Regions from separate parts of the Homo sapiens genome. Here region 1 is linked to region 2. Evidence: read pairs that join two places in POLR2A ChIA-PET (ENCODE). Cell type or tissue: OCI-LY7. All regions are shown on one strand. Region 1 has its middle 82 kb from the start of JPH2. Region 2 overlaps PKIG (cAMP-dependent protein kinase inhibitor gamma).

Evidence for each region. ChIA-PET counts read pairs that join two places held together with the same protein. Peaks named below come from ENCODE experiments on the same cell type or tissue, not always from the same donor. Only the 100,000 strongest peaks of a DNase experiment are listed, where the experiment ranks them.
Region 1: POLR2A ChIA-PET joins it to region 2 with 8 read pairs; 2 of 35 experiments call an interaction of 5 or more read pairs at or near these places.

The regions. Positions count from the first base shown.
Region 1 is chr20:44,103,826-44,106,325 of GRCh38, forward strand. No RefSeq gene overlaps it. Among named protein-coding and RNA genes, the nearest start is that of JPH2, 82 kb to the right of the region's middle. In OCI-LY7, no CTCF peak of the experiment used is centred here; no DNase peak of the experiment used is centred here.
Region 2 is chr20:44,597,388-44,599,887 of GRCh38, forward strand. The region is part of intron 2 of PKIG (cAMP-dependent protein kinase inhibitor gamma); the gene reads left to right. Among named protein-coding and RNA genes, the nearest start is that of PKIG, 16 kb to the left of the region's middle. RefSeq lists an enhancer at 191-938. In OCI-LY7, a CTCF peak has its summit at 1,515; a DNase peak (open chromatin) is centred at 1,214; H3K4me3 peaks cover 1,017 bases; H3K27ac peaks cover 1,805 bases.

The DNA.
Region 1 (2,500 bases), 490 kb before region 2:
TGCCAATGTGACAATATTAGGAGGTGGGGCTTTTGGGAGTGCTTAGGTCATGAGGGTTTCACCCTCATTAATGGGATTAGTGCCCTTATGAAAGGGGCCACAGAGAGCTGCCTTGCCCCTTCCACCATGTGAGGACACAGAGCGAAGGTGCCATCTGAGAGCCAGAAAGCAGTCCCTCCCCAGATATCACATCTGTTGGTGCCTTGATCTTGGACTTCTCAGACTCCCAAACCATGAGAAATAAATTGTTGTTTATAAGGTACCCAGGCTGTGGTATTGTGTTACAGAAGCCCAAAAGGACTAAGACAACAAAAATGAACAAAATAGGCACATCCCTAAGTGCACGGAGTTTACAGCCTACTGGCAAAGGCAGATAAACAATAACCACACTAATAATTGTATTTAACGGGTCTGAGACAGAGAGCTGTGTGCCAGGAATCATCCTGGAAGGATAGGTAGGGGTAAAATCAGAGTCCTCTCCATTCCCTCTCTTCCAAACTCACAATGCTTTTGTGTATTTTCACAGCCTCCTGCACATCCCTCTGTCCTGGCATGTTTAATGCCAGGCCATCAGGTAAGACATTCCAGGTCTTCTTTCCTGGAGTATAAGGACTATGCCTCTTGTATCTCTTTAATCCAAGTGCCCATGAAAGGTTCTGTAAGTCATTGACTTCCTTAAATATTTTAAAAAATAAATGGAGGAACAAAGAGGGAGAAGTTAAACCACCAACTGGGGAATGTCCAGGTGTTCATGTCTAAGAAAAGAGTAATCACTAGCTTTTCTCACTGTCTCTACCTGGATATAGGGACCCAATCCAAGTAGATACTAAGAAAGATAATTCTACTGGCTGATATTAGATAGGATTGGGGGGAAGAAAAGATGAGGAAAGAAGAGAACATGGGGAAAAAACTGAACTTGTGAAATGAAATAATGAGTGGAGTTGGAGGGAGGGTCCTTGGTGAGTATCAGTGCAGCCCAAAAGGATCAGGTAGTCTGAAGGGATAATGTCATCATGGCTGGAGACTGGACACTCATAGGAACCCCCTCCTCTGACTGTATTTTTCTCTGTGACTTCTCCTGCGGTGGTAGATTGGGATTTTATTCCCAATTCTTCACTCCGTATAAAAGAATAATACGGCCAGGTGTGGTGACTCATGCCTGTAATCGCAGCACTTTGGGAGACTGAGGTGGGAGAACAGTTTGAGCCCAGGAATTTGAGGCTGCAAAGAGCTATGATGTAACACTGCACTCCAGCTTGGGCAACAGAGTAAGACCCTGTCTCAAAGAAAAGAAATCATATGTCCACTTTTTTGTGGTAAGTACCTGCCTCTAGATTTGGAAGAGTTTACTTCCCCCACACCACTGTTGTTGGGCTCAGGCATGGGACTTGATTTGGCCAATAGGATCTAAGCAGACATGATAGGAGCAGAGGCTTTCATTCCTGCACTTCTGCCATCCACCGTAAGATAAACATGCTCCGTTGGCACTGGTCCCAACATGAGAAACAACTGGAGGAAACCTGAACCTTTCCCTTAGCCTGAAGCAGAGCCAACACAGTCAACCCACAGATCTATGAGCAAGAAAAAAAATGGTTGTTATCGTGAGGGTTGCTTGTCATGCAGTATTATCACAGCAATATTGCACTACTACACTTGCTTTCTTTTTTGAGAATTTCATTCCACTCTCCCTTTTCTGCTTAACTTTCATGTATCTCAAATGATGTTATAATTTCTTTTTATATTTCTGATGAGGCTCAGGGATCTCCTTTTCCCCTCATCCACATACCTAAAAACCACCTTGTGCACATAACCAATCCCACCCATTTGTAATGGGCTCTGTACAAAGGCCACATTAATTGCACCCCCCTCATCCACCACTCCCCCATTCCCACACACATACCCATGCTCTGCCAGGAAACCTCCTGTGTAGAGAAGCATCTGGGGTATGGGAAGAGCTTTGGTGTGTCAGAAAGATCTCAACAAAAGCATGAAGTTTAAGAGACATTGTGTAACCTGCCCTGGATCATACATTTTAACAGTTAGAATGTGTTTGGCCCCAAGTAACAAAAAACCTGATGAAGAGGGGCTTAAATCTTGAGAACAGTTATTGTTTACTTAACAAGAAGTCTGGTTGTAGATGGTTCAAGAGTTGATTCAGTAGCTTCAGAATCAACTGGGTTGGCATCTTGGCAATTCTCTTGACCTTCCTTTCATGGTTGTGAAATGGCTGCCACAGCTCCAAGCATCAGCACCCACGACCCCCAACCTGCATCCAAAAGCAAGAATAAGGGGGAAAGCCAAGGTAGCAAGAGAGACTTTGTTTGCTTTCATCTCTTCTTTTATCATAGAAGAAAGTCTTTCTCAGGAAACCCCAAGTGAGCTTTCCCTTATGTTTCGTGGACAATTACGTCTCCTGGATCACAAGGCTACTCCTAGATGCAAAGGAAGCTAGGAAATGAGTTTTGATCATGAGTTTTGCTCACGCCTCTGTAGTGGAGGC
Region 2 (2,500 bases):
GACCATGGACTTCCCTCAGGGGCACAATGGTATCTTACTGTTTTTGTATCTGTGGTATCTAGTCCCAAGCCTAGTATACACTGAGGGATCAGTGAAATTTTTCTGAAGGAATGGATGAATACTATAGAGATAATATCTTGCTTCTTTTCATTCTCCACGGTGTATTTTGGAGATGCATTTTATAGAATTAGAGGAACTAGAATTGACACAAACTGTCTTCAACCCATGAAAGTCTGTGCTTCCATGAAGGTCTCTGGAAAGCAGCAGAACAGTCCATCTGGATCACTGCTTGGTGGCTGGGCATGCTGGGTCCTCCCCGGGCCTCCTGCTGCGGATGTATGATCTAAATTTGCCGAGGCTCAGCTACACAGCAAGGTTCTCAGAGAGTGGCAGTCTCCATCCTACTGTGAAAGGAGGGGCAGTTTTCCAAGGACTTCCTTGCTTTCCTGCCCTTCCTTCAGAGCTAGAAGACTCTTACCTCCCTTACCCCAGAGCTAGAAGTAACATTAGAGATTGCTTCAGTTATCCACTTCTGCATAATCCATCACCCCTGTTACTCAGTGGTTTAAAACAACAGCAATAGTTTCTTATATCTCATGGTTTCTGTGGGTCAGGAATTTGGGAACAGCTTGGCTGGGCAGTTCTGGCTTGGATCTTTTATGCAGTTGCAGTTAGATGGTGGCTGGAACTGGAGCAGCTTGGGGCCAGCACCGCTGAAGGCTGGCCGGCTGCTGCTCTTTCCTGGCCGTCTCAGGACCTCTCCCCTGTGGTTACTTCATAGGGCCTGTTTGGGCTTCCTCACAGCACGGCCACCTCAGATTTCCCATATGCAGCTCAATGCTCTAGAGGCAGGTTTCCCCAGAGAGAGCTAGGTGAAAGCTGTATAACCCTTTATAGCCTCATCTTGGAGGTGACACAAAATCATTTTTGTTGCATTCTATTTGTTAGAGGTCATTAAGGCCAGCTCGTTCGGGGAAATTGAAATTAAACTCTACCTCCCGAGAGGAGGAATGTCAGATAATTTGCAGACATGTTTCAGAACCACCACAGAGATACCCAGTTTCCCCCTTCATTCCACACTTGAGACTCCCGAGGTTTGAGGGGAAGAGCCTTGTCCAGAGGTGCCCAGCCTGGCATGGGCAGACCTGGAGTGTGACCCAGCCCCTAGGCCTTTGGCAGGCCTGCCAGGAAGTGATCTCACTTTCCCTTCCTTCCTGTCCCCTCACAGTAAGATAGAGACTGCCACTCTCTGGGAACCTTGCTGTGTAGCTGAGCCTCAGCAAGTTTGATAATACAGACACAGCAGGAGGCCTGGGGAGGACCCAGCATGCCCGGCCACCAAGCAGTGATGCAGCTGGACTGTTCCGCAGCTTTCCAGAGACCTCCATGGAAGCACAGACTTCCATGGGTTGAAGAGAGTTTGTGTCACAATTCCAGTCCCTAGCCCTGGCCCTGTGTGAAGTAGTAACACCGCCCTGCCAGTAGGATATAGCTGCTGAGGAGGTAAGAGTTTTAAAAAATTCATACCCCAAAATAATTATTTTTACTCTTGCTGTGAAGTTAGATACCAAAGAGTAGAATGTGGTGGTAGAATCAAGAGAGTCAACCCAACATCACTGAAAAGATTCTGAAGGTTTGTATCCAGCTGAATATCCAAAACAGGATGTTGCTTAAGCATGGGTAAAATGCATCTGGTGTATGTTTTAGACAGCCTTGTACTATGTTTTCCAGGGACTTGCTTACTTTCTTGCCCTTCCTTAAGAAATGCCTTATTATGAAGCTGGGGGCAGGGGAAAAAGAAGGTCAGAAAAGGGAATGGGTACTTTTCAGTAAATCCATACTACATGCCAGGCATAATACTAATTCACTCCCCTGCTTTATAGCCTAATAGCACAGGCTCCATCTGGCTCCAAGCTCCCTAACCTTGCTGAGTTTCAGCTGCCTCTTTTGTACTATGGGATAATGATACTTTCTGTCATAGAGTTGCTATAAAATTAAATGCTTGTAAGATGCTTAGCACAGTCTGGCATGCAGTAAGAAAGAACTGTGTAACAGGCCAGGCACCGTGGCTCAAGCCTGCAGTCCCAGCACTTTAGGAGGCTGAGGCGGGCGGATCACAAGGTCAAGAGATCGAGACCATCCTGGCCAACATGGTGAAACCCTGTCTCTACTAAAAGTACAAAAATTAGCTGGGCATGGTGGCGCACACCTATAGTCCCAGCTACTTGGGAGGCTGAGGCAGGAGAATCGCTTGAACCTGGGAGGCAGAGGTTGCAGTGAGCCAAGATCGCGCCGCTGCACTCCAGCCTAGTCACAGAGCGAGATTCTGTCTCAAAAAAACAAAAAACAAAAAACAAAAAAACTGTATAACTGTTGGCTCCAATTAATCCCCACAGCCACTTTTTAAGACAAGTGTGAGCCCTCCCATTTTATAGAAGGGGTGTCTGCAGTTAGGTGAGGTGCCCAGCATCATGTGCCACTGTAGGGACAGCAGCTGAGA